2 separate regions of the Mus musculus genome follow, and region 2 is linked to region 1. A link is a loop called in an ENCODE intact Hi-C map of the cell type or tissue named here. Cell type or tissue: heart. All regions are shown on one strand. Links, peaks and the distances in the headings refer to the core of each region. The heading gives the core; the rest is flanking DNA. Region 1 holds the start of Rbp3 (retinol binding protein 3, interstitial). Region 2 holds the start of A630023A22Rik (RIKEN cDNA A630023A22 gene).

The links. Hi-C counts contacts between places; a loop is a spot of excess contacts. Peaks named below come from ENCODE experiments on the same cell type or tissue, not always from the same donor. Only the 100,000 strongest peaks of a DNase experiment are listed, where the experiment ranks them.
Region 2: it touches region 1 in a loop (12-fold over the local background); 8 of 42 quality-filtered maps call a loop at or near these places.

The regions. Positions count from the first base shown.
Region 1 is chr14:33,952,490-33,967,323 of GRCm38, reverse strand. It overlaps Rbp3 (retinol binding protein 3, interstitial), which reads right to left and starts at 13,321. Exons shown (of 4, transcript NM_015745.3): 1 at 10,180-13,321; 2 at 8,643-8,833; 3 at 6,630-6,772; 4 at 3,105-4,926. The coding sequence starts at 13,227. The coding sequence ends at 4,604. Zfp488 (zinc finger protein 488) reads left to right here. Exons shown (of 2, transcript NM_001013777.2): 2 at 1-254. In heart, for the core only: CTCF peaks have their summits at 7,783 (motif pointing left) and 11,074 (motif pointing right); no DNase peak of the experiment used is centred there; H3K27me3 peaks cover 990 bases.
Region 2 is chr14:34,095,670-34,110,503 of GRCm38, reverse strand. A630023A22Rik (RIKEN cDNA A630023A22 gene) reads left to right here and starts at 7,750. Exons shown (of 5, transcript NM_001251843.1): 1 at 7,750-7,906. It overlaps Anxa8 (annexin A8), which reads right to left. Exons shown (of 12, transcript NM_013473.4): 10 at 13,916-13,974; 11 at 12,525-12,647; 12 at 9,933-10,813. The coding sequence ends at 10,754. It also overlaps the pseudogene Gm24998. In heart, for the core only: CTCF peaks have their summits at 3,669 (motif pointing left) and 5,356 (motif pointing right); DNase peaks (open chromatin) are centred at 3,773 and 5,393; H3K27ac peaks cover 253 bases.

The sequences.
Region 1 (14,834 bases), core at 4,350-12,349:
TTCATTAAATAAATAAAAAAAATAGTCTGGATATTTTTGTTTTTCAAAATTTATGTGAAAATTCTAAGGTGGGCCGTTATGAGATTGGGACTGATGCTTTATGGGTTCTAGAGGGCAAGCTCCTCACTGTCTCTCTGAAGACGCAGCTAAAAAGAGCAATCTCTGAACTAGAAAATGGCCCTCACGAGAGACATTACATCTGCATACACACGACCCCTTTATGATCCAGAACAATAAATTCCTGTTGTTTATAAGCCACTCAGTCTATGGTATTGTGTTATAACAGCCTGAACAGGCCAGGCAGCCACCTACACACAACTCAATTATGGCTTCTTAGGGGTATAGAAATAGTTCAGTGGTTAACAGTGCTTGCTGGTTTTCCAGAGCACCCAAGCCGGGTTACCAGCACACAGGTCAGGCAGCGACAACCACCTGTAATTCCAGCTCCAGCTCCGGGGAGTCTGCTGCCCTATTGTAGCCTCAGGGGGCGCCTGCACACATGTGGCACAATCACTCCCACTCACATAAATAAAACGAATTCTTGGGAAAATGAAGGCATCTAAGAAGTCCTCAGGGGCCGGGGGCTATGGCTCAGTAGTAGAGTGTTTGCCAGGCATGCGTGAGAACCAAGGTTCAATCTCCAGAATGATGCAAAAGAAAGAAAGAAAAAAAAGAATTTGAAAATGAGGCGGAAAGACAACATTCCGAGCTCAGATCAACTTACTAGATGAGGCCTTTGCCAACAACTCCTACCCAAGGACTCTTAGTGCTTAATTCAGACCGTCGTTGAAGTTTTCTATTTAGTGTTGTCCTTATCTTGGAAACAATTAATATCCATCTCAGTGCCAGGTCCTAGTTCCGAACTTGTTACAGATTCCTGGGTCTTTAGGTCAAGGGTCCGAAGTGTAAATGACTGTGTGACTAGACAAACAAATGCAGGTGAAGGTGCCAGGGCACAGACACGGTGGTGGTGCACCTTGGCGTCCGGTCTTGCATTGAGCCTGGGCCGGTCACCTGGGGAAAGCCGCCTCAGAGTCAGGCTGGAAAATGGACTGTAAGAAAGGCCAGGAGTCAGTGTAATTGTCAACTAACTCGGCGGCTGTTTAAACACAGGCAGGCTGATAGGTGCCTTCCTGTGGTGGCGTGGAGGAGGAGGAGGGTTTCCTGGAGCAGGACTGGGGGGTTGGTGTGACTGGCTTCCGTTTACTGCATTCTGGTAATGTGAGGGGCGCGCTCAACATGGCATGGACTTGCGGAACCGTGTTAGTGTGGAAGGCAAAGAAACCATCACCCGGTGCCTCTGGCTCTCACAGGTTTCCAGCTGCTGTATTGGGCAGAAGCCAGGCCTGACCCTCATAACCTCACTCATTCATGGGTTCTGGAAGAGAACTGCTACTCAGGGTGAAAGTGTGAGAAGCCCAACTCCAGTCGCGGCCTCCTTTCATCCCATTGGGAAGAGATGGCGCCCCCTAGAGGCACCTGTAAGTTATTTACCAAACAGATTAAACACAACTGCATCGTTTTTTTTCACAATTTTTGTTTTTTAGGGTTTTTTTTTTGTTTTTGTTTTTGTTTTTTGCTTGTTTGTTTTTGTTTTTTTTTTTTTTACAAGTCATGGGATATAGTCTAAAGGCCATATAGTATATGAGATATGAATCTAATAGACCACTCCCCTATTTAAGGAAGTTATTCTGTAACATGATATGACTTAAGATGCCTCTTAGGAGAGAATGTTTGGAAATCAGTTTTGTATGAGAGATAGGAAGGAAAAGGATTTAAATTTAGCGTTACCTCTTTGATCCATCTGTGTTTCCCAGGGCCTCTGTGTGTGTGTATGTATATGCGTGTGTGTGTGTGTGTGTGTGTGCGTGTGTGTGTGTGTGTGTTGCTTCCTTTGTCTTTTATTCTAGTCGGCGAGAAGCTCACATGCAGGAAGACTGGCTTGTTTTGCTATGAAGAGAATATTAATTTCTTTCAAGTTCAGCTTCCCTCCCCAGGCCTAGGCCCATACTAGTCACTGTGCAGTAGAAACATTGGGATTTTCAGGCAGACAGCTTTGGGTTCAGGTCTCACCTCTCCCCCAGCAGTGGCTCCAGGATGCACTATTCTCTTAAAGAAAACAGTATGGCTGATGGCGGCAGGAAGGGGTTTCTGGGAGGAGCCTGGATTGTGCCCAGTCTCAGAAGAGCAGCCTGAGGGACCTGACTGGGTACTTGGGAGAAAAAAAAAATAAGAGGCTTAGTCAGGACCAGGGCTGAAGTCATACCTGGAGCTGTCTCTCCCGAGGATGCTGCTGTCAATCTGCCACGGCTCACCCTGCATCTGGCAGGATGCTGATGCTTAGACTGTCTGGTCACTTGTTCCAGACTGAGTCTTTACCTAGGGTTTCTCTGACCAACTAAAGTAGAATGTCTCCTCACTACCCGGGAGCTGAGCTTCTAAGACATCAGTTTTGAAGTAGAAAAATAATAACTCATGTTGGCTGGACTTCTGATTAACTGTGATTTTTCATGGACGTAACATCTGCCTCCCCTAATGAGCACTTGGGGAAACTGAGGCCCTGAGAGTGAAGTACATTGCCTGGAATCACACTAGTAAGAGGAGGCTGGGCTGTTCTTCTCACTCAGGCAGGCTGACTCTAGAGCTAGAGTCATTGCTTCATAGGAACTCTCTCCCATAGACAGCTCAGTTGGAAGTGAGCACAGACGCTAGGTGGCCTAAAGAAGACCAAGCTGGGTGTGGCCTCAGGCAGGTTTCCAAGCTTCCTGCATCTCAGTGGCCTCCCGGGTGAAGGATGGGTGGTGACAGTGGCTCATGTGAGAACACAGAACCTTGAATGTCCTCCCTGCTGAACACCCATGGGATTTCTGCCTTTTGCTGTCCCCAAAGCTCTCGGTCCCAGGCCTTAAACTCAGTTCTCCATCTACAAATGCCAGAAGTGTCAGACAAGGGAGAAAGGGAAGAAAAGAAGAACCACTGATGGTATGATTACACACGCAGTTTAGTTCTTTAGGATAGTAACTGCTACATCTGAAAATAGTGTGATATGCTTATTGTGAGGACCTAGAAAAAGAGCAAAGTATTAAAAAAGAAATGCCACTTAAAAGTCTATTAGTAAGGATTTAATTTATGTTACATCATACACACACACAAGAAAGAAGGAGGAGAGGAGGGGGAAGTGGGAGGTGGGAAGGGCAGGGATTCCTGGAATTTAAGTGCTTAAGCCCTGTAGAGCAGTCACACATTTATCTTATAAAGAGAAATAAGAACCATATTATTCAGGTTACCACCAAATCCCCAACCTGTGTGCTTACTTGAATATAGCAAGACAGGCCCTGGTCTGCATAGAGTCTATATAGGGTCAGTTGAAGGGTGCCCCATGGACTCCCTGGAGTCTTGGTGGGTATTCGTGAGAGTCTTTGATGTGGGGCTGTGTTATCTTTGGAGAGCTTTGCCACTTTATTAGGCCCTGAGCAGCAACAGCTTAGCCTTTCCAGATGTCAAGGCTAGACAATACAGGTGCATGGTCCTCCTTTAAAAAACATAGCATCTTTAAATTAGTTTATAAGGTAGTGGGAACAAGTTGTATGAATTCTAGGGCACCAGCCAGGGGTCCTGTTCCCACTGTCCTCACTGGACCCTAGAGATCTTTCCCCCAGGTAAGGTGTCTGAGGACTGCAGGTGGAGGGCAATGTAGACCTGTGTCCTATTACTCTGCCATTCACATGTGGTGTCTACACATTCGAGCTGTGTAGCACATGACAAGGCTTGGCAAGGGAAGCAATGACAACAGGGCTGTGGGGGAGGATGGGATACATACGGAAGGGCTCCTAACCTCAGAAGCCATGAGCTGAAGGTCCCCACTGAGTACCAGAAACACACAGATGTTCAGTAACCCCAGACTACACACTGAATTTGGAAGACCACACAGAGGCAGGCTACGGGCCACCATTGTCATCCTGGAATATTCACAAGAGGACTGTGGATATAGAAAGTCAGATACATTAAACAGAGGGACTCTGATGGGAGGTTCATTAGGGAGATTTTTACTCTAGCATAGGCTTGTTCAGGTATTTCATGCATTTTGACCTAGTAATGCTGTCCACTAAGGGTGAACTTACAGATAACGGCTGTCCCGAGTTAAAGAGGGGCTGTGACACTGGAAAGTGCTACAAGCACTAAGCACGTCTTTCTTTTGCTTTCTGAAAAGGTGACTACTAGAAAAAGCAAACTGTCACGTGTGCCTTACTTTACATCCGTGGTTCAATTCCCTCTCCTGACAGAATTGCTCTTGGAGACAGTATGGGGACAGGAGACAGGCAGCTAGGAGGTGTGAGTAGAAGCGAGATGGACTTCAGTCTCCCCAGAATAACCACTATGGGGGGATGCCTTTGAGATGGCTGAGCTCCCACTTTTTGGAGAGAGACTTTTTGGAGTAGTGGGGACCAGCAGATGAACCCTGGAGGATGTCTGAGCTCAGCAACCCCTCCCCCTGGGGGCTGCCTGGGGTCTTAGGATCTCGTGCTGGAGCCCCAGTAGTGGCCCAGAGAGCCTGCCACCACAGCTCTGGCCGTGGGGATCCTCAGAGTCTTTAGACTCTGCCTTACCCCCTCAGGGCCTGCTGGAGTATCTCCTTGGCTCTGGTAAGGGCCAATTCTGAAGAGACAACTACATTAGGTGTCACGCCCACCCCTTCCCAGGAACTTCCGTCTTCAGCGCCCACAGAGCGAGCTGTAGGGATGGTGATGTAGAGATGGGTGTCATCCACGTGGTAGGTCTGCGGTGGTTGGCAACCTCCACTTGTCACTTCACCGATGACCAGGGCCCGGCCCAGCCTCTTCATGATGTAAGTAAATTCCTCGGCGGCACCGGCTGTCACACCACTGGTCAGGATGGCTACGCTCTTCTTGGAGCCATATCGTTCACCTGGAGGACAGAGGCCATTCAGCACGGGGTCAAATCAGCCCCCGCCACCTACAGTGATGGATGCCACGAGGAGGGCCCCAGGTTTAGTCTTCCGCATCTGTGTCAATACGTGGGGCACCAGCTTCGGTCTGCCTCCGTGAAACAGGGATAGCCGTTCATATGCCCGAACACCGCCATGTGCTGTGTGTGGTCATATGGAGGAAGGCTTGGCTTTTCCTGAGGACAGGGCATGCAACCATGTCCTGAACAAAGGAACCTCCCACTCTGACCTGAGAGTCTTTGCTTTAGGCTCCCAGAAGGACATTTATTACTTTATGACTTCATTGTCATTTTAAATTTTTGAGTAGCTACATTAATAAGTATAAAAGAAAACAGATGAAATTAACTTTAATCATGCTTTGATTAAATAATATGTCAAAGAAACATTTACTACAATGAGATTATTACACTAAAGCAAGAGGCCCATCTCCCTGCTTTCCCCTCCCACCCTCCCCTTCCTGCCTTTCATTTCCACAGTAGGCTTTCTGGATCTGGTGTGGAGTTTACAGTGATAATGTAACTCAGTAAGAACCACTCACATTTAAGGTCTTAGTGTCCAAAGGCACTGGTAGATCCCATATTGGAGGCCAATCAAAGTTATAGAATCTCTAAATCTGAGACTATTGTAACCTGGTTTTAAATAGCTGTTTAAATTTGGAATTCATCTGATTTTTTTTTCCTTTTACAATCTTCCATGCTATTGAATAAATCCTGGAAGCCACGGTAGTGAAATGCTTATATAATGAGTAAATGTATAAATGAAAGTGGCCAGTTGCCTCTCTGGTCAGAGGAACCCTGCTGGCCTCTCCGATGGCCTCCCTTGCGTGGGAACACAAGGTCCACCAGAGTCCTTGGTTCTCTGTGCTGGGCAGAGGGAGGGAGGCGATTCACCAAGAAATAAGGCCCCGAGAGTCAGGAGTCTATGGGGCTGAGGTTGCCTCTGCTGCTTTGGGTGTGCTCCAGCCCAGGCAAGTACAGGAGGGCCTGTTAGCATCTGGACATTTCTTCAGGCAATTGTGATGACCTGGAGCCAAGAGTTCAAACAAGATGAGCTCTAAGAGCACCTATTTGATTAGCAAGGTGAGGGGGGCATCCCAGATCTCTATTTGTTGGGTAGGCTGCTAGCTATACTGTTAAGATGGGAGGGGGCATGCAGCTATTAAGATGGGAGGGGGCATGCAGCTGTTAAGATGGGAGGGGGCATGCAGCTGTTAAGATGGGAGGGGGCATGCAGCTGTTAAGATGGGAGGGGGCATGCAGCTGTTAAGATGGGAGGGGGCATGCAGCTGTTAAGATGGGAGGGGGCATGCAGCTGTTAAGATGGGAGGGGGCAATGCAGCTGTTAAGATGGGAGGGGGCATGCAGCTGTTAAGATGGGAGGGGGCATGCAGCTATTAGGCAAAGCCACCTTTAAACCTTGGATCTTTCCCTTATTGGCCGAGTGACCTCAGACAAGACTGTCAAGCCATCTGACCGCCACTTTTCTTCTCTAGACATGTCCTTTCAGATACTGAAGGTTGTTCCAGGACTGTGTCCAGTGGACCAGAACAGGGACCTTATTCTGTCATTGTTATTTTTATATACACTCAAGCTGTTTTTCTCTGATTTACTCAAAAGGTTTTTTTTTTTTGGAAAGAGAATAGGGAGAAGAAGGCTTCAGGTACCTGTGAGCTGAGTGTGGGTCCAAAGTTCGCTGACCGAGTCATTGGGCCGGTTGTAGATCTTGTCCAGCAGAATGGGAGGTGCCTCGTCAAAGAAGTAAGAGCACAAGGCTGAGATGGAGGAGGTGGGGCCGCCAAGGTTGAACCTAAGGGAAGCAGAGCCAATGACTCGGAGGGCGTCTGAGCTCACAGGGAGGCACTCAGTGAGCCCCCTTCCCTGAACTTGGCTCTTTGTCCTGTGAAGAAGGGTTCTAATTTCAGGGTACCTCAGTGCTGCGCACCCCTCGACACTCCACAGGAGACATGATCCAGAGGATCCCGTAGAGTCCTAGTCTCCTGAGACTAAATGTGTCAGTGGTCTAATGCTTCCAGAAAATACTGGCTGGGTATGGTGGCTCCTTTAATCTCAGCACTCGAGAGGCAGAGGATGATGGGTTTCTGAGAGTTCAAGGCCAGCATGGTCTACATAGTGTGCTCCAAATCATCTGCGGACTACATAGTGAGACTCTGTCTCAAAACAGCAACAACCACAGCATCAAAAGAAAGAATTAAAAAATGAAAAGAGGAGAAAATAAAATAACCAAACCTGGGTCCTGATCTTATATACTAATGTATTAAAGGCTCCAATGAATCCTGTAACTGGGAATTTATTGGTATTGCTTTCCCACGTAGCAACCATGGACTGCTTCTCTGTGCTCATTCTACCTATGCATAGAATACAGACCCCCATCAAGTGCAGTAACACAAGTTACCAGTGATGCTTGGTGTGATAGCAAACTCAAGATGGTAGAGGTACACGGGGAGGGAGAAGCCTACACGCAAGTTTGTATTGCCCTTGCCTCTCCATCTAGTGCTGGCAAGTATCAAGAGATTCTTACAGCCCATTGATGTCCATGACCTCAGCATCTGACCCCCAACCCCAGGGACAGAGGAATCTAAGCCAAATGTGCCTCTAGTTGGAGCTTCCCTTTAAAAAATGTGAATGATACATTCAGTCAAAAGGATGTGTGGGTCGGTGGTGTCTCTGGTGTTTGTTAAGGTGTCTAAGGAACAAAATGATCACCTAAGGTTTTGGGCAACTATAAAACCTGGCCATGGGAAATAATCTCCCAGAGAGGGATACCCGCCTCACCATGATTTGGCGCCACCTAGTGACTGTTAAGAGTCGTGCAAGAGCTGCAATTACAGCCGGCCTGGGTGCTTAAATGCTGCGAGAGCCTTTCTCTTGCAGCAGAGATGTGGAAAAGGTTCCCAATGGAGAGATACACCCTGACCTTTCTCATACTCGTGGATGTGTTTGGGACACACCCATCGATAGACCTGGGATCGGAGGGAGGCCTGAGTCTGACCACTGCCTGAGGACTGTTCTGCGTGGGGGAGCAGAGGTGGTGAAGGGGGTCTATGATGGAGACTCACCACAAATACAGTGTTTATTTGTTTGTTTTAAGCAGAGGGAGGTAAATGGGCAGAGATATCCAATAACCATTTTGTTATGCAAAGCTTTCTCATTTTGATAGCATCTCTTCATTTCTAGATTATCCCTGGGGCCCTGGCTTTGTGATGCCCAGAGAATGGCTGTCCTGGGAGGGTGATTTTGCAGAAGTACGACCACACTGGAGGGCTGACCACCAGGATTATAGCCTGTCCAATCTCTCTTGGAGCTACTGACATAGGGCTGGCCTGGGGCCAAGGATCAGCGGGCTTATCTTTTCTGTCCCTGCCCCCCACCCCCATTTGATTTGTTTTGTCAGGCAACTGATGTGGGATAACTCTTCACCTCAAACACACATTGGGATCACCAGGGGAGCTTAAAAAGCTATCAGTGCTGAGGTCCCACTGGCCGATAAGATTTGAACCTCTGGGCTAGCTGGCCAGATCCCTGGCAGGTAGGTCGTCTGGTTCCTTTCAGTTCCTTGGTTGTTCCCTGGGAATCTTTCCTTCTGTTTTGGTCTCTAGCTCTGACTGTCCTCAGCCAGTGCCGTGCCTCAACCTGGGATCACTGTCCAGCCCACTGACCTCATGTCGATGATCAGGGCATCAGTGTGTACAATCTTCTTCCAGATGTGTTCTACCAGCAGCTCGGAGACCTGGGTAAGCAGCTCGCAGTCCCCGAACATGTCGAATCTCAAGTAGCCAATGTTGTCCTCAAGGACATTTGTGTGGAAGGAAAACTTGATCAGGTCTTCAAAGACTTCTGGGGAGGGAATCTGCAAGAGTGGGAAGCCTGGCTCAATATCAGGACAGCAGCAGATGGCCGTGCCCAGGAGCGGGCGGTACCATAGGCTACTAAGGAAATGGGAAGGAGTGAGTGGTGTCTGGGAGGGTAGCATGTGGGTGATAGGGCTGGGGTGGGAACCATGTGTTGTGTCTAAGTCAGCTGATTAGAGACATCCTTGCAGCAAATGCTCAGGTCTGCCAACCCCTCATTTGGTGTCTGGAGATGAAAAGCCCAGGTAAGGTGCCTTTCTGATGCTTCCAACACCTCCAGACACTGCTCAGTGTCCCTGGACCCATCTTCTCTTCTGCTGGGATAGGGAGGGGACTGGCCCTGGGATAAGCACTTTGGAGCCCATCACATGGACAGCTACCCTGTATAGAAGACACTGTTATTCTCCTCTTTCCAGAACAATCTGGAAGCACAGACAAAGAGGCTAACTTTTCTGAGGCCCTCACAGACAGGAACAGACAAAAGCCAGACCAGGAATCCATTCCAAACTCAGTCCCACTCTTTCACTCCATGGCCCTGGCTATTCTGGAAAAAATAGACACGACAAAGTTGCAAATTGGGGTCCTGGAAGCCCAGTACAACTCCCCTAATAGGACTCTACTTCTTCTCTCCCTAGTGCAGCTAAGGTAGACTGGGCCTCCATGAATCCTGTCCACTTTGCCCTGGCCAGATCCGTTTCCTCCCCACAACTCCTCAGCAGCCGCACAGCTTAATGTACCTGTCTGTGCTCCCTGGTACGCTGGTGCTGGCTTTCAAGTATTCTGACTGCAGCCACCTTGCTCCAAATGTCCTATCAAGCTGAGCCTTGGATCAGATACTCACGACCTCAGCTCAACCAGAATCATGCTGTGCATTGTTCGAAATGGCTTCAAACAGAGGTCTTTGGGCTGGGCCTTAGCACTCAGCCACCCCAGGACCTGTGTCCTGTCTCTGGTCTTTGCTTCTAAGGACACAGTAGATCCAAGTCATGTAAGCTTCATATTTTCAGGGAAGGAAAATCTCATTTTAGAGCCTCAGATAACTTGATGACTCCCTTCCCCAGTTTTGACAGTGGGAACTCATGGAAACTCTTGCCTTCTATCTGGCTGAGATGTAAGACCTTCCACTCCAATTTTCACATTAGATTTATTGAGTCGTCTATAGAGCTGCCCAGAGACAGTGGAGACAGAGAGTTGAGAGACAGTGAGGCGAAAGTGAAGAAAGGACAGGATAAGTGAAAACATAAACCCAGAACTAAGCCTTGCATGGTACACATATCCACACCTGCCAACATCTGGATGAGTCACTCGAAGGATTGAACCAGGTTAAGTCTCTGTTGTACCTTACCTGCATAGGCACGATTCCAGGAATTCGGTCTTTGGCATCCTCTGGAATGTGTGCTGTCTTCAGGTGTGGGTCCCCAGAGAGTATTTGCAGATCTGCCCCCAGCATCTCAGCCAAGGCCCCTTCTGAAGTCACCCTTGCATAGCGGCTCTGCAGACCGCTTAGCTTGGCAGCCATCTTGGCCCCCAATTCAGGGGATGCATAGTTATCAGCCACTAGTTTCCCAGCTGTCTGCAGAACAGTGGGCACCTTAGCACGCAGGACCACTATGTCCTGGGCTGTGGAAAGGGCCTCACTCATGGGCACAGTGATGTCAGGTTCCACACCAGCCAAGTCCCAGGCCTCACCGGTGCTGGCACTCAGGGCCATCTGAGTAGGCATGGAGGCATATAAGGGGCTGTTGCCCACCTGGTAGATGCCCACGGAGAGTGCCCCTCCAGCTGTGGGCTCTCCTATAACGGTGGCCCGCTGTAGGTCCTGCATAGTGTGAGCAAAGGCCTCGGCTGCAGAGCCACTAGTGTGGCTCATGAGGATGTATAGGTCCTTATGGGATCCATAGCGTTGCCCAGCAACCAGCGGCAGGGTCCATATTTCTGTGACCCTAGATGTCGCCCTGTCAAAAACAGAGTAGAGGTGCTGGCGGGGCTCCGCCTCAAAAAAATAGGAGCAGAGTAGAGGAACGGCAGAAGAGTAGCTGCCAGGGTTGTAGCGCAGGTCAACAATCAGCGCAGCTGTGTCCACCAGCCTCTGCCACACCAGCTGTACTAGCTGAGGCCCAATGGCCTTTACTGTCTCTAGCTCAGCCATGGCGTCAAAACGCAAGTAGCCGAGCTGGCCGGGTAGCACATCCGTTTTGAACAGAGCCTCTATGAGATAGGAGAGTTCCTCTGGGGAGGGAACGGCAGGGGGCGGTAGAGGGACCTCCTCTGCCACAAGCTCCCCAGGGCTATGGAATACCAGCAGGCGGTGGTCCTCAGATACCTCCTGAAGGTCAGCAGTGAGCTGTGAGGCCAGTGACTCCAAGTCCACAGCTGTGCGGTAGGCTCCTTGGGCCAACTTAGATTGCAGGAGAGCTCTGGCCCGCTGTGCGATCTCTGGCCGGGCATAGTGAGCCTCCAGCAGGCGACCCGTGCCCTCTACCAAGGCGCCCAGACTGCGATGGAAGTCCAGCACCTCCTGAGCTCTCTCTAAGGCCTCCTCAGCCAGCACGATGGCATCAGGTACCACCCCACCCCCCAGCCAGGCCTCACCGTGGTTGTCAATAAAAGTAAGTACCGGTACTGTGAGCGCCAGGCCACCCTGGGGCGAGTCCAGCAGTGGCACCGTGCAGGTGTGGAGCAGGCTACCCGCGGTGATTTCGCCGACCAGTGTGGCCCAGCCCAGGGACTGCATGAGGAAGGCAAACTCTTCGGCAGCTGTGGCAGTCCTGTGGCTAGTAAGCAGGTACACTCCACGCTGGTTACCATAGCGTTGGCCTAGCAACTCCCGATGGCTGAAGTGCTCCTGGGTGATGTTGGTGCGGCGATCATAGGTGGTAAAGAGCCGTACAGGTCCGGCCTCAGGTCCCTGGAAGTAGGACAGCACCAGAGGCATCGCCGAGGACGGACCCCCAGGGTTATGACGCAGGTCCATGATGAGGTGTTCCGTGTCCTGCAAAGGCTCCCATACCTGCTTCAGCACGTAAGGGCCCAGCGTCTCCAGCACAGCGGCGTCTGCAAATCTATCAAAGCGCAGGTAGCCCACATTGCCCGGCAGCACGGACACCTGAAACACAGAGTCCACCAGGGCCCTCCGGGCATCTTCTTCCGTGGGCACCTCGGGGGTGGCTGCTGGGGACTCATTAGGCCCAGTCTCAGGTCTTGAGGAGGAGTCTCTGGGTCCGGTGGCCCTCACCAGGAGCCTGGGATCCTCCGACACAGCCTGCAAGCCAGCATTGAGCTTTGTCACCAGGTCCTCTTCAGAGACCACAGCTGAGTAGTCCATGCTGGCCAGGTGGTGCAGCAGGCCCGGCACTCGGTCCACTAATGTGTAATAGTCCTGGAGGGCTTCCTGAAGTCGGAGGACAACCCCTGGCAGGGCACGACGCAGGGTGAGGATGGCCAGGGCCTTTTCTAGGGCTTGCTCTGCAGGGGTCCCCACACAAGGCAGCACGCCACTGCCTTCCCATGTCTGGCCACCTCCACCTAGAGGTCCCAGGGACCTGGACACAGGCACTGTGAGGAAGAAGTTGGACTGGCCTATTCTCAGCTTCTGGAGGTCCAGGGCCCCACCCTCCGTCCGCTCGCCCACCACGATGGCGCGCCGCATCTGCTTCAGGATGTAGGCAATGTCCTCTGCGACTCCCCCAGTGTGTCCGCTGGTGAGGACCACCACATCCTTGTCAGCACTGTATCTCTCCCCGAGGACCTCGGGCAAGGTCCAGATCTCTGTGGTGGTGTTGGAGGGCCGATCGTAGACGGTGTCCACGTGCATGACCGTGTTCCCAGGGTGCAAGTAAGAGATGACATAAGGGATCCCAGAGAAGTGGCCGCCAGAGCAGTGCCGGAGATCTAGCACCAAGGAGGAGGTGCTCATGAGCTGCCTCCACACATGGCTCACTAAGAACTCCCCCAGCTCGCTCAGTACCTCTTGGCCAGGGAGGTCGTCCACTCGTAGGTAGCCCACGTTGCCCTCAAGAACCTCATGGCGGATGTTCCTCTGTATCTGGGCCAGCAGTTCTTCTCGGGTGAGGTTGGTGAGCACTGGTGCTTGCTGGGGAGCCTCGAGGGTACTGGGCTCGTAAGAGATGAAGAGTCGTGGGTCACTCAAGGAACTCTGGACTCCAGCTGTCAGCACTTGGGCCAGCGTCTGAGGGTCTGAGATGCCCAGAATCTCGTGACTCTTCATCGCCTGCTCAATGGCTGCTTGCATTCCCATCAGGTTCTCAGGGAAGCAGTAGTTATCCAGGAGGATCTTGGCCATATCCAGTACCAGGCTTGGCTGGAAGAGGTGCGTGGGACCAGCCGGAACCCAGAGCAGTGTGGACAAAACCAGGACCCATTCTCTCATCATTGGGATCCCAGAGCCTTGGCTCCTGGATAAGAGCTCCGTGTGTACAAGGCTGTGGTCCTGCAGCTGCCTCTCTCCCTTGCCCTTCTTAGCAGGCAGACAGAAGGTCTGGGGCTCAATGTGGGAGTTAGATGTGAGGCTTCCAGCTCTGCTAAGCCTTTAATCCTGTCTAATTCAAGCACATGAGCTGGACTCTGAAGAAGAGGCCAGGGTGGTTTGACCCGGAAGGAACATTGCATCTCATCTTGCTGAGCCATGTCTGTGTAGAATAACACAAACAATTGCATTTAGTTTGAGTTCCTGACACATGCGAGGCCCTGTGATATGCTTTCTACACCCACAGTTTTTACTAAAGTCTTGCAAATGAGAATCGTTAATCTACAAATAAATATCGTTTTCCCACTGTGGCTCACCCATGACTCTGGAATTAGGCAGACGCAGTTGGAGGTCTGGTTCTGCTACTGTTTATTCATAGGTTGGGGAAGGTATCTGACTTGTTCTGTAGACTAAGTTATTGGGTAGATTAAACATGAATGCTTTCACAAAGCATTGCGGTGTCTGGAAGTTACTGATGAAGGCTCTATAATGAGTATCATATCTATTTTATCACCAGGGAGTTTAGTAGATAGTTCAACCCACCGTTTCAGATGGGGACAGGTGACGGATAGCGAGAAAAGGCTGCATAGGCCACCACCATCTCAGATACTGGGAAGGCTTAGTCTAGGGCCATTGTCAGCCTCAGGAATTGAAACTTGTTCCTATACCCTTATTATGCTTCTAGGTATAATATAGATGTCAGTACCTCACAACTTTCAAGATGAATGAAAGGTCCGGACACTAGTACAGAGTGTGACAGCGAGAGGGACATGAGATCAATAATTTCAGACCAGATAAGGTTAAGTGATCTAGTGAGCCTCATTCTCTTTGTGAATGGAGACACCCCCCCCAATAGTTAGGGGCTCAGCTTCAGTCCAGTGCTCACCGTGAGAAGTGAGTGGCTCTCTGTGGTCCTAAGTCACACAAAGAATACCTGTCATTCTCATACCCGCAGGGTCACACCTGGGAGCCAGTCCCAGGGAGCATTTTCTGTATGCTACCCTTTTCTCGTGATGTGGACTTCTGCTCATGTCTGACTGGCTCTGGGTATCAAAGAACACTCACCATGGAGCCTGCACTTAGAACTCCTGCTTTGTCCAGGGAGCCTCTTAGTGGACACCTCTCTCTTATTTAGCAGGTATTCTTTAGTTAGCCTGTAGGGGGCGTTGTATAGACGTGGAATAGCAGCTGGTGTGGCCACTTCCTGTTTCCTGGCTTCTTGGGTTCTATCCAGAACAGATGGCTGGGCTTGGTGGACTGCAGGTAGAGTCCCACAGTGACGCAGCAGGCAGCCAGAGAAGGTGGTCTTCGGGTGGGGATGAGAGAGCTTACTCTGTGAGCTGGAAACCTACAAGTCAGTTTCTGGAAGCCATTATCTGACGATGTTTACCAAGTGGTTTAGGAAGGCCAAGGAGGTCAATTAGCTAAAACAAACATATTTTTAGCTCATTAGGATTTGTTTAATACCCAAGTGACATATGGTCTCATCACCCCACTGTTTGCAGCCAATGGAA
Region 2 (14,834 bases), core at 2,156-10,155, 150 kb before region 1:
GTCAGGCCAAGTGGCTTAGTTTCCTTTAAACTGTGTGTGTGTGTGTGTGCATAGATATACACCCACTTATATGTACTGTGCAGAATTTTAGGTTGATATAAAATAATATGACTTCATGAGATGGTATCAAACAACCTTGGTGTTATTTAACCGTGCTCTTTGTGGATATTGACCTCCCTCTGTCCATCCCAGCTGGAGCCTCATTCCCCACTTTTTCCTTTTCATTTCATATCATCCATGTCCTGCTGTTCCCCTTATAGCCAACTGACCCATGGTCCCTTTATACCTTCCTGGCTTTTGCAATTACTTCATGCTATATACTCATGTCTGAGGAACTGGAGCTAGAACCCGCAGGTGAGGGAGAGCGTGTAGTGTTTGCCTTTCTGGGTTTGGTTGCTTCACTCAATATAATCTTTTCTAGGTCCATCCATTAACTTGCAAATTTAGTGATTTCATTAAAAAAATATTTTAAAATTTATTATGTATACAGCTTTCTGACTGTATATGTGCCCGCAGGCCAGAAGAGGGCACCAGATCTCATTATAAGTGGTTATGAGCCATGTGACTGCTAGGAATTGAACTCAGGACCTCTGGAAGAGCAGCCAGCAAGCACTCTTAACTTCTGAGTCAGCTCTCTAGCACAATTTCATATTTCTGTACAACTGAATAGCATAGCATTGTGTATGCCATTCATCAGGAAGGAAATAATGCCTGGTACTGAAAACCTAGCCAGCTTCTCAGGGCTAGTGAGTGCCTGGCCTTAGGAAAGAACCTACTGTTGCTGCTTATCGGGAGCAGCACGATTCCTTTATATTTTAAATCTTATCCTTATACCCAGAGATAAGTAGAGTTACCACCCATCCTCAAAGAAGCCAATTTTTACAGCAAATGGAAACCATCAATGAAAACTACAGCTGGGTACAATGCAAAGATCGACGGATAGTGGGAACCGCAGCCCCTTGGATGCAGCTGTATCATAACTCCTGCAGCCATGGCTCAGGGAGCGTCGAGGAAGAGGGGGCAGAAAGATTGTAAGATCCAGGGTCCCGGGAAGACTGCTGAGAAACATTTTCAACAACAATCATTATGATCAATTATTTCATAGTTCTGGAAATTAGCTGGGGGTTTCTCAACATTTTAAATAGCATTTAGTCAATAAAAAAATAATGAAACCCAAGTAAAGCCAGTAAGCATGGTATTTGAGGTTGCTTATTCCTATCTTCCTCTCCCCAGCTCCCTGGGACACTTGAAAGCAGACAGCTTCACAGGGCAATCGAGGACAACAGAAGCCTTGAGACTCTGGTGCTGACAGAACAGGCTCATGCTCCCTGTGAATTCCCACTTGGGGAACTGACACTGAACTGTCTTGCAGTTCTCTGGAAGAGCTCCATTCGAGAAGAGTTTCCCATTTAGCATGGTTCAGAGATTAATTTGTGACAGCACAAATATCCTGAGCGCATTTGTATAGAAAAACCAACTAACCAGCCTGCCAGCCAGCCAGCCAGCCAGCCAACTAACCAACCAACCAACCACCCACCCACCCACCCAACCACCCACCCACCCAACCAACCAACCACCCAACCACCCACCCAACCAACCAACCAACCAACCAACCAACCAACCACCCACCCACACACCCAACCAACCAACCAACCAACCAACCAACCAACCAACCACCCACCCACCTACCCACCCACCCACTCACCCAACCAACCAACCAACCAACCGCCTTTACTCCCAATAAAAAAACAAAGCAACTACAATAAATGAACAAAACACAGAAAACCAACTCATGGAACTTGCTTACCACTGCGGTTGGTGGCCAGGATGAGTTGGATCGAATAAGAGACATGTCAAAAATTTAAAAGGAAACATTGGAGAACAAGATCTGTCCATGCCTTTGAAAAGCTCTAACATTCCTGGCTAGGTAGAAGGGTTAACATGGGGCTAACCTCTGAATAACTTACAGGCAATGGCAGGTGCTTGCTGGAACATTGAATATATGACCCAACACACAAAAACTTTCTCAGCAAAGAATGGACTTAGGGGCACAGAGGATCTAAAGATACCTCTGTGTAATCTTTAGTTGATCACTAATCTGAGGGATCTAAAAGATAGCATTGTGCCAGCATTAGCTGATCATTAAGCTGAGACACCATTTCTGTGACTGCATATAACAAAGGCTTAGGTTATTATTAGATATATTATAGCAAGTTAGTTAGACAAATATGAAGTGGTTCAGGAAAATCACTAAACAAAACAAACAAAATGTATCACTAGCAGCAACAACAGCAATAACAACAGATCCTAGAGAAGGATTATGTCTTATTTTTAGAAATATCACTTTTATTTTACCTAAAGCATAAAAAATATAAAAAATAATGAGAAGTGCAAAAAAAAAATTCAAGAGAGTATGGCCCATTTTTAGGGAAAAAATAATGAATATAACAGTTGGTTAGTGTGCACTGTCCCTGAGGAAACCTAGACACTGGACACGCTGTCACAGACTTTAGATCACCCTCCATAAGCACAGGAAAAGAAGGAAGGAAACCACATTCAAATACTGGAAGCACAGGACAGCAGTGCTTTCTAAGCAGAGAGCAGATCTCAGTGATGAGACACAATGCTAGAGAGAGGGTCAAATTCAAGTGTGAGGGTAAAAAGTAAAAATCCAGAAGTGGGAAGTTGCATGGCATTTCAGAATGCGCACAGGAAATGGTCTGTGAGTTGAAGACAGCGTAAGAAACAGGAAGGAGAGTGAGAAACACCCAACAGTTCCAGAGATCTGAGCAGACTAGACAGCAGCTGGAAGGATGTTTGAAGAGACAATCGCCATCAATATCCCAAATTCGCCACAAAACACTGATTTATATATTCAAGAAATCCAGTAAGCCCTTGGTTGAATAAAAAGAAACAAACTCCCAGCAGAATCAAAACCATCAAAGCCACAAAGGATCTTTAAAGTGGCGTTAGAAGAATAAGCTACCACGTTCAAGAGCACTTTAATATGACTAACTACAGCTTCGGAGGACAGAAAGCAAAGGGGCCATATAGTCAAAGCAGAAAATGAAAAAAAAAATCACTCAAGAATTCTATGTCTAGAAAACCATCCTTGAAAAAAAAATAAAAGAGAAATGTCTAGACAACCAATTATGAATGAATTCACCAGCGCGGGAGGGGAGGATCTCTCCCTCATCAGCTCCACCATAGAGCAGACAAGAGTCCGGGTCCCTCTCCTGTGCTCACACCCTCAGGGTCGGCTCACTCATAACCCCTGCATCCAGGGCTAGCTCTACAATGCTGCCCGGGTGAAGTGCAGGGGCAGCTCTTCCAAGATTACAGTTGGTGAGGAACAGGGATAGCTCTCCCACTCTGAGCTCTGATAGTGTTGGGACCAGCTCTCCTGTCTGCTATTGGTGGTAAGGGGTGAAGGGCAGGGAATCTCTCCCTGTCCCTTCACTGAAGACAACTGGTGGGACCAGCTCTCCCATGCTCTCACACCTTTGGGGCTGCTAACCCACAACTCCTGAAATACTGAGCCGGCTCTCTGGAGTACTGCAGTTGGCCAAGGATGTCCAGGTGAAGGATGGGGCAAGCTCTGCACAGCCCTGGTAACACCAGCCTTTGGTCGTAACAGATCCCTGCTGCCCCAGGGCCAAGGACCTAGACGAGGCCCCCTGGTGGTTGCAGGAGGCATTACTGGCTACTCACGGGCTGTTCCTTATCGCCCCCCCCCCCATTCTACCTTTCTTCATTGCTGCCCCTCCCCATCCTTCTGTTTCTCTTTCTTTCCCATTTCTCCACCACTTACTTGTTCCTCTTAGTGGCGCAAGCCCAGGGTCTCTGAGCCTCTGGGTTGGTCTTAGGAGTGCTGTGTTCCTCCTGTCCATTATGGCGCTGAGTAAGGATCGTCTTGGGCATGGTCTGCTCCACTAGGCCTGTACTGCTCTCGACTGGTGGTCATCTCAGGCTAGGTCCCTGTCCAGGCCCCATGGTGACAGACTGGTGGTCGTTTGGGTTGCTCCTTGCCCCTGAACTATCTGAGGACTTCCGTGTGATGGTCATCTGTCTTGGGCTCATTCCTGCGGTGGGGAGGGGGTGAGGACCCAGGTGGGGTTTTCTAGTCTCCAGCTCATTCCCTGCCCTGGGATCCTATCAGGGTTTGTGCAATGCCTAATGGCTGGTTGTCTCAGGCTAGCTCCCTGTATGGGCACCCTGGTGCCAGGCTAGTGGTCATATCAGGCTTGTTTTTTTCAGGGAATGTTAGAGTATTAATCATTCAGAGCTTCACAGGTCAGAACACTGAGCATAGATACAGCCTCTCTCCTCTGCCACCTACTGATGCACTCCAGTTTCTTCATTCACCTCCTTGCAAATGGACATTGGGATCCTTTCTAGTTTTTATCTTTTATGAATAATTTTCTCTAAATACCACCACGGGTGGATTGGTGGATCCCACAGAAAAGTGTTTGTTTAAAAGTAATAAGAAGTGACCAAACACCTTTTGCAAATGTGTACATTATTTTAATTTCTTATTAGCAGTATGAGACATGTGTCTTTCTGAAGGTTTGAAATGCACACATATTTTATGTTGTTGCCCATAGTTGCTTCTTTGTGGAGTTCATGCTTTAAATTAGGCCTTTTATAATGGAGTTATGGGAATTTTAAAATACTCTGGAAACATGTCATATATATATATTCATTTTTCTAGTCCTTTATTTGTTGATTGATTCTCTTACAGATAAAGTTGAAAATTTTGAAGTCTAACTTATCATTATTTTTCTATTGGAATTATTACTTCTCTGTCTTGACTAAGAATAGTTTTCTAGCCCAAGATTAAAGATAGCCTATTTTAGCTGGGTGGTGGTGGTACATGTCATAATCCCAGCACTTGTGAGACAGAGTCAAGAGGATCCTTATGAGTCTGAGACCAGCCTGGTCTATAGAGTGAGTTAGTTCCAGGACAGCCAAGGTTGAGGAACCCTGTCTCAAACCCATTCTTCACATCAAAAAGCCCACAGTGAATGGTTTATTGTAGAAATGCTTTGGTTTATTTAAACAGGTGGCAAGGACAGGTCACTTCTTGGAGGACAGGTTGGGCAAGAAGGCCAACACTGACCTGTGAGAGTCACTGCAGTACAGTGAAGAGGTTTTGAAGTTTTATTGGAGACATGGATTTATTGGAGACATGGATTTCTCAACTCTAAGGCACACAACTCTAGGAACCCAGGGCACGGGACAGCATGTAACTATCCCAAGCCTTGCTGAGGAGGGCAGGGTTTCCCTCCAGTTCCTCCCTGAATAGGCCGGTGGGAGTCAGAGCTAATCAATTTAGTCTTTCTTCTGGTCAAAGGAAGCCACCAGAGGGCACTGCGAGAGCAGGTTTCCAGGCCAGCAGGCTGTGGCTTTACCCAGGCTCGTAGCTAGCAGTGGGCCCTTGCTGGCTGTGGACAGAGGGAAACGTGATGGGCCGCCAGAGTCACAGCAGAAGGCAGGGGGGAGGGTGCCCTCAATATCTGCAAGAGGCCCTCTCCTTGTTCCCTTAGGGACAACTTATGGTGGAGGATAGGGAAGAGTTCAGGACGAGAAGCTCAGTGGCCCGGAGCCAAAGACAACAGAGCCAAGAGGAACTGTGGAAGGTGACAATTCACCATGGCCAAATAATGTGCTCCAGCAGCAAGGCATTCTGGGAAGAGAGGAAGATGTGGCTACAAAGTTGGGGCCCTAGGGAGTTTCTGAAGGATCTAGGCAGACTGAGTGGACTGTGTCCATTCAATACCAAGCATCAGACACCCTGGGCATTCAGGACTGAGAGACACTGAAGGAGTCTAGCTCACAGCATATCACACAGGCGGGCAAGCCCTAATAACCAAGCTGGTGGTCTTGGTATTCAATCAGATGGTCGTCCAGGAGCCAGGCCCAGAACCAGGAATCATCTGGCAGAGGGATAAGGGCAAACGTAGGCCACCGAGGCATCAGACTGGGCCCACTTTGACTTCACATCATGAGGAAGCCACGAAAGTGCCTGGAGCCTCAGGCTTAGCCTTGAGGCTCACAGATGAATTTCAGATACTTAAGGTCTTAGTAGGAGCAATGGCTGTCAGGGCCTGCTCTTTGCTAAGGGGACAGAAGTGCACAAGTTTGGGGTACCATAACACATTCTAAGCACCCTCTACAAGGACGGTGATTAAGACCAGCCTCCTGACTTGGACCCACAAAGTGCTGCACGCTTGGCAGTTACTTCAGCCTTTCTGTTGCAGGTTGCCATAACCATTGCCCATATCTCCCCCCAAGCCAGCATGAAGATACTCTCTTACATATCCCTGCAAGGGCACCCCACCATCTGTGGGAACCCTTTGAGCCTCTCAGCCTGTAGCAGTTTGAGCCTCCACTAACTTGCCCCTGACACCTCTGTCTTTATCTCTGTGGGCGCTAACACAGCATTCCTTTAGCACGTCTGGGACAGACCAATCCCTTCTGCTGTTTGCATACCTTTTTCCTAGAATGGAATGCTCTTTCCTGCCCTGTCTGCTTCATGAGTACTAAGTCAGCCTTTAGCTGTTCAAACTTCACCTTAACACTTTACTTGACCAGCCACAACTTGGCGTCATATAGAATGCATAGTTCAGGTAACAGCAAATTGTTGACCACAAATTCATTTCCCCTCTATTTCTTGCCAAGTATTCAAATTCCAGGAAGACAGTCCTTCTGTGGCTAAAGAATAAAAACCAGGCAGGCCAAGGCCAACACTCCAGCCTTACCCTTCCCACAGCATGACACCAGTGCCAAGCTCTTGCTCTGGTCACTGCCCTCAAGTCTCCCCCGACTGGTGGTCTGATACAGTCTTCTCAATCAGTCTCAACAGTGGCAGACTTAGAAGCCGTTTGCAGTCGAATGAGAGCAGCTACCGTCTTCCCTTAGATCTGCCTCTGAGCTACTGTTTACTAGGGTTGGCCGAGGACCCACAGAGAGGCCTCAGAATCTGAGGCCATTAAAGCCCTGTTTTATACCTGCGAGATGTTCTGTCCTCGAGTTCTTTACCCTTACTTGCCTTTCTTTTGAAACCATTCGCTGAGTGCCAAATGCATGTTAGACATAGTTGGGTTTGAATCTGAGCTGCCCCCAAAGGCTCATGTGTTGAAAACCTGGTCCTACGTTGGTAGTGCATTTTGGGAGGTTCTTGCAAGTTCAGGAGATGGGGTGGAGTTGGAGAAGGGAGGTCACAGGGAGGGGGGTCTTTGGTGATATCTGGCCCCTTCCTCTCTCGCTCTGCTTGCTGTGATGCTAGAACCTTCTCTGACGTAATGCTCCAGCCACTGTGATGCTCTGTCCAAGTTCCTGCGGACCAGATAGCCATGGACCAAACCCTTTGAAACCAGGGACCTAAACACATATTTCTTGTCATAAGTTGTTTGTGTCATGTGTGTGGTTACAGCAAATAGAAAAGTAACTAACTCAGATACTTGATATTAAAAAATGAATAGGGCAAAGCTCTGGCCTGCACAGTACTTGGTTTTTCTGAGAATGATGTGATCAGAACAGCAATACTGTGTAACAGGGCTGCCAGTACAGTTGTCTACTATGGGTTGCTTAAGCAGAAAAGAATCCCTAAAAGGTTATTGGAAGCCCTCCAAAGCTCTTACAGGAAGAAGACTGATTTACACCACAGCCATAGATTTGGGTTCAGTTTCCCGGCTGCTTAGCCCTTGTCTGTCAGCTCATGTTGCAACAGAAGGAAATGAATTAGCTCCAAGGGAGTCACACACCTTGATAGGAGACCAGAGCCTCTGGGATGGGTTAGCTCTCTGAGAAAGCTAAGGAGCTGGAGCACCAGGACGAGCCTTTCTCGGTACAGAGTCCTGGCTAGACCGTAAGCACAGAGCACCCGTGGTCACAGAGAAACAAGGTGGGTAACAACTAAAGTTGTAAAACCAGATTCTCTCTAGAGCTTGCATGAAGGGAGAAGAGACCTTGCATGTACTTGACTTAGTTCTGTACGAATAATGGGGACTGGGAATCAAGGGTCAGAGGAGATATAGAGGTAAAGGGAACTCTGACAAAAGCCACCAAACAGGATTCTTGCTAAAGGCAGGCCAGAGTGAGCAGAGGGTGCTAGGGCTACCCTGGGAGAGGGAGGCTTGCTGCTGAAGCTGGAATTGGAGAAGAAACACATGGGGAGGGTGCTCAGAGAAGGTAAAGGAGGCTGACTGTGTGACTGTGGGTCTCCTTGGGGTAGTGTGGGGCATTGGGCGCTGCCCCATGAGGACAGAGGGAGCAGGAGCTGTGAGCAGGGTTTGTACAGCTGAGAATATGCCGGAAGGACTTCTGGAGATAGTTTCAGGGAGACAGATCTGTTTTATGTTTCAGAGGTAAGGTTTTGGGGGTTATGGGCAGGACGGGCTGATGGGTCATAGCACAGTACCGACTGATCATGTGCGGGAAGAGCTGAATGGGACTTGTGTGCATTTGTAGGAAGCTCTGTGCAGGGTCATCCTCTAGGTACGGTCAGGCACCTGTGCTTAGAGACACTCTCCAGATAAGCTCAGGGAAGAGGAAGCCCTGGAGAGAGAGGAAGTCCTCCATTTTACTCCAAGCTCAGAGAGCTGTCTGGACATGGTGGACCACTCCCTTAATAGCAGGGTCTTCCAACAGACTTTGGCTTAGTTGGAAAGGACTCTACAGATACAGTAACAGAAAAAAGACAGGACCATTCAAGAAAAAAAATAAATTCTCATCTATGGATACTTCCAAGTGTACCCTATATATACCAACTTCAGCAAGGGTCACCCCTGGGTGCGTGAGTAGCAGAGAATACAGAAAAGCTGCAGGTTGCTATAGGACTAACTAACTTTAATGCCTCACTTATCCCTGAGATATGAGAATTTGGGTCACAAACTAGGAGGGGAATGGAAATAATCACCATTTAGAAGTCCTGTCCCCAGGGCTATATGGGACACATGTCACTCCAAGCATTGCCTTAGGGAGATGCCCACAGGTTTGCTTCCTAAAGCTCTGTTTCTCAGATAAGAACCCATGGACGGAGCTGGGACGTTGGTTCCGGGGGTACTCACTGTGCGAGCGTGAGGACTTGAGTTGGGATCCTCAGCACCCACATAAAGCTGGGCATGGGGTTCCGTGTCCCTCTCCTCATCACTGAGGAATGGGGACAAACAGGTCCAAGGAGCTCACCTGTCAGTAAGCTTGATAGAGATAGTGAACTCCGGGATCACTGAGAGACGCTATCTCAAAAAACCTAGGGTGGAGAGCCAGGCCTGGTGGGTCACACCTTTAGTCCCAGCATCCAAATCTCTGAGTTCAAGGACAGTCTGGTCTGCACAGCTAGTTACAGGGCAACCAGGACTACATGGAGAAACCATGTCCTGAAAAAACAAACAAACAAACAAACAAACAAAATAAAACAACAAAATTAAGGTTGAGAAGAAATTGAAGACAACTGGATGTCAACCTCTGACCTTCCAGTCAGTAAGCATGCCCTCTACCCCAGTGCATAACACCCCAGTGCACACAACCCCCAGTGCACACCCCTCCAGTGCACACTTCCCAGTGCACATCACCAGTGCAAACACACACCCCAGTTTACACACACCAGTGCCCATTTCCCAGTGCACACATCCCCCACTACACACTTCCCAGTGCACATATACCCACAGTGTACACACACCCAGGGCATGCACCCCCCAGTGCATGCACCCCAGTATACAACACTCCAGTACACCCCCCTCAATGCACACACACCCCAGTGCACACACACACAGTGCACATACACCCACAGTGTATACATACCCAATGCATACATCCCCCCAGTGCACACCCCCAGTGCACACACCCCAATGCACATACCCCAGTGCACACACACTCCAGTTTATATACCCTAGTACACACAAATGTACCCCCCACAAATCCACAGACACTTTTTGAAAGTACAAATGTTTATGATTCTGAAAGCCCAACGAATATTGAGAAGAGTTCTGTCATGTTCTTCAGGCTCGGAGACCACGATCAGAGGATGGGATTCATGCTCAGGGCTGGGCGGCTCCCTAGTCTGCAAGCTTCAGCATGGAGGGAATGACTGGACAAGCCCGAGTTTCTCAGACCACAGCGTACTTGGGTCAGGACGGGGATTTGTAATCCCATCTAATGCGTGCTATTAGGATGGTGTAAGAATTTTCCTCCACCTAGAGCCTAACAATTTCCGTTAAGTGAGTGTCCCGATTGGCAGAGCTATGTGACCCTTTCTCAGATCCACGGCCGTGTCCTCTCATAGAGGTGCTCTCCCACATGCTCACTGGCTGCCTGATAATGATGCTTAGCAGCTAAGACAACTGCTAGAAATCCATGTTCCTTGGTTCTTCCTCTGAAGACCCTGACTCAGTAGATGGGTCAGAGCCAAGGCATCTGTGTGCCCTGTGCCCAGGAGATTTTGTGTGAAGGGGAAGGAATGACCCACAGGACACTGCAAGCTTCTTTCTTCATGTTGATGTTTCCGTTTGCTCAGAGGTAATGCTAGGGTGGGCGGTATACACATACCTAGAAATGACTGACGGGAGAGGTGGAAGGGAAACCCAGGCTGGTCTCATCATCCGGGTCAGAAGCATGGGATGAGAAGCATCAGAAACTGGGCAACAGAAGACTAAAAGCCAGATGAGGTGTCCCCTACCCCCACCCATGGTCGGGGCTGAAGCTGCAGGGGCTGGGCTCACACTTCTTGCCCTTGTTCTATTTTTTGACATTTTCAGAGGTCAGTGCCCACAAGGTTCAGCAGGGCAGTCTTGTAGTAACCACTGGTGTCGGCCTAGAGGAAGGAAGCACAAGGGGGTGGTTAGAAGGGAGTTTTATGATGTTGGCTTTTCTCTTCTGTTTTCATTACTAAAAGTTGTGTTCCCTGGGTGGGGCCTGTCCCTTCAAGTGTTTCTATGCCACAGTTCTATGTAATGCTATTTATTGCTCTTTCCTCCATGTTTCAGACTATTCTTTTGATTCTCTGTCCAGCCCGATGGGGGATGGTTGAGGGAAGTGAGTCACAGACACAGATCCACTCTTAAGCCCTAAGACAAGGAAGGCTTGCAGGTCGTTTCCTTATTCAGTCAACTTCCCCAGGCTCCTTTCCTGTGCATCTCTCAGGACCCAGGAGTACAGAGCCATTCACTTATTCAACATGAGCCATATATATTCGTCACCCACTACTGCATGTCAGGGAGCCAAGGCTGAAAGTAAGGAGCCCAGAGTCACATCTAGACATAGAGAGAGCATGGGGCAGATTGGGTCATGCAGGTCCGGACCACAGCTCTGTCAACATACACAGACTCTGTTTTCACCTCGGTGAGACATGCTCTCTCATCTATAAAATGCCATCTGTGATGAGGTGTACTGCGTGGGTGACCTAGTGGCAGCCCAGGCTGGCTTGTGCTTAATCTCCCATCCCCTGAGCAACTTCGTTGTGAAATCTAAAACACAAAAATAGTTCCAACACCTCTATCTTACTGCCTGCCTCCCTGATGCCATCCTGCCTGAAGTTTCTTAAAGTAGTGTTTTAAAAATATAACACTTGTCCCTCAGTGTCCATGGGAGAATGGTTCCAAGACCCCACCAATACTAAACTGAATATGTTCAAGTCCCTGATAGGAAATGCTGCTGGTCTTGGCTATAACCTATGCACACCCTCCTATACTTTAAACAATCTTTAGATTGTTCATAATATTTAATGCAATGCAGATAATATGTAAATTTATATGACATATAACCATTGTTCAGGGAATAGTGACAAGAAAAAAAGCATGTGTGTGTTCAGTATAGATTAATTTTTTTCCTGAGTGTTTTCAATCTTTGGTTGTCTGAACCAGCAAACGCAGAGGTCTGCTATCTAATTTCGTCAACAATCCAACCTGGTGGAAGAACTATGGGTTGCCTATCTAATTTCGTCAACAATCCAACCTGGTAGAAGAACTAGCCACTTGACTGAGTAGCTAAGGGATATTCTTGTCATGCTTTGACTTCTGGCAATGAAATAGTTAATGAAATGAAATCTGTAGACAGGCCATCTCAGTCCTAGCAGGGATCCCTCCCTATGCACTTAATACCCTGGGAGTTTCACTAGTTGGAATGTAGGTAGGCAATCCACTGGAGCCTAAAACTTCCTTACTTGGACTACTTAGATGTAGGACCAAAAGGGGGCCCTGATTTCTATGAAACTACGTTCTCTCTTTGTCCCTTCAGAAATGGTTCCTTTTGCAAGGCGTTGGTATATTCCATAGCTCAAATGCAAAGCCACTTTCTGGGATAAGGGCAGCCCTTTGTGCTTCTTTAGTCTCCACATGCTCCCTGATACACCCATAGTTACGCGTCTCTCCTTCCTGGTCTCTGTGTGTGCCATCCGGTAACTGATGCAAGCGTGAGGTGCCCACGGGGAAGGGATGGTCATCTGGGACATCAGTCATGTCATCTCACATCCCAGGAATGTCTGTGTCATAAGCTGGCATCAGTACAGTTGAGAACCTGTGCCTTACCATGATCATGCTGCTGAGAGTCTTGCCGTACATCTTCTTAAACTGACCCTTGATAAGATTTAAGTCAATCTCACTCCTGGAAACAATGTTCCTTATCAGCGTTCCATCACGTGTCCCTGCTCCCTGCATAAGACAGTGACAGTCAGCCATCATGTTTCTTGTTGCCTGTCTACCTCTGTAAGGATGGACCAACCTGTGTAGGGATTTATAAAGAACTAGAAGTGCAGGGGTGGGCCTCTGATTCAGTGGGGAGCACACCAAGAGGGGGACTTTGGTGACACAGGTTTGTTTTCTTTTCCCCAAATTCTATTCTTTGATGGTGCTAAGATTGAACCCAAGAACTTGCGCATGCTGGGCAAGTGCTCTAGAAGGGAGCTCCATCCACAGCCCATGACAAAGAGCTCCTCTTTCTCAATCTCCTCATTCAGTGGCGGTGCCTTGTCTTATTAGAAGCCCAATGCCTGGAGTTGTGGTATGCATTTGATTTACTGCATCAGACTCTAGTCAGAAAACACTCACTACTCCAGGAAGACTTCTTATTTGAGCAGCATCACTGTAATGTCACTCAAGTGGCTGTTTCATGAGCAGGATCTTTCAGCTTTCTCTGTCATCCCTGCCTGGTCTTAAGTCAGACGGCGCTTCATAACTAAGGAAATAGCACTCTCTCTCCTTCATGGTGCAGATGTGTCCAGAGGGCTTGGGGCTGATGGTATGACTCTCACTTTAGATGGTGCCAGCATCATTACTAGAGAAGCTGGGCACTGAAATTAGTCACTGAGAATTACTTTAAATGCTTCTTTTCCAGTTTAGTTAGAGATACCCTCAACTCTACTCAGGAAGAACAGCATGATCATCTATTTCTGAAGCCAGGGCAGCCTTATAGGAAAGAGGAAATCTGAAGTTAGCACCTGATCATGAGTAGGAAAATTGACATGCCAATTGGGACAATGTCCCCAGAGTCTGTCCATGTCAAGGGGGTTGGGATTCCAGCCATGCCTGCCTATTGTCTTCAATGAGGAGATACAGGACAATAAAAAGCACAAGCTGATGGGTCTGAGATCAATGCATGGCTCTACAACTTAGAAGGGGTGTGGCCTTGCACAAGCCTTAGACACACCACACTTCAGATGGCAATGGTGATATGGACCACTCAGAGCTGTTGTCAAGGTTCCATGAGTCTTCAATGAACCTGCTCAAATGTTCCTTCAGGGACTGTGGCTTCCCTTCCCAAGGCTTAGTTGGCCCTCTAAGAAAGCAAGTCTTTCTGACACATGAGAGATTAGACCAAGAGAGAGCCCAGTGTTCAGATGGCAGGGACTCTGAGTACCCCTGTTGTACATCTGACATCATATAGGGCTGACTACAGAGGGGGCAGCACCCAGGACAGTTACCTTCATGGCGTAGTAGAGTCTCTCTGCAAAGTAGCTGTGGACGTTCCGGGTGCATTTCACTGGCAAACAGGAAAACTCTGTTAATGTTAGGAGGGTGCAGGCTGTGTGGCATACATTTGTATTTGTTTATGTGTTTCTGTGGGCGTTAAGGGTTAGTATTGTGTAAGGGTTGGCATGTTTCTTTGTGTGCCACCTAGCTCCAAAACAAAGGCTTTGTGTAAGGCAGAGAGTAGGGCAAGGGCAGAGCCTGGGGGAGTGGGCACAGCTCCAAAGGCCCAGAACAGCCAGGGAAAAGGGCGAGATGTGAATGCACTGGGCATCTGTGGGACTCATCTGAAGTCACCAAGTAAGGTCTGCTAGAAGACATCGCTAAGCTGTCACATCCAGGAAGCATCTTCTTTAAGAATTTGGTTACTCAGCTGCACATAGATTGCCACAGAACAATGGCTGTGGGTCTCAGAGTACCCTGTGAGTGGAAACCCACATCTTGAATTTTCATGTAACCAAAGAAGCTTAGCTTTAAGGACTAAGGCACCAGAAATTCCTGGTCTGGAGTGTGGACCCCAAATTTTCTTCTCCGTAGATGTATCTTTCATGAACTGTAGCATCTGCACTGGGAGATGGTATTAACCCAAGGCTGGGCACATGGGCTTTGTGGGAGGTAGGAATGTGTATAAAGTCTCTCTTGATACTGTATGACTTTGTTACTCAACCTCTGACACACCTGTGACATGAGGGTGACTGAGGCTTTAAGAAGAGAAGGACCAAGAACTGCCGATCACAGTGGGGTCCTTCCTGCATGCCTTTGCCCTTTAGGAGGCATTATTATTTAGGGCTGATGGGTAGAGTTCTAGGTGACAGCAGAGGGTGTGTCTAGCTTTTGCAACATAGAATAAACTGATTAACCGGATAAACTTTA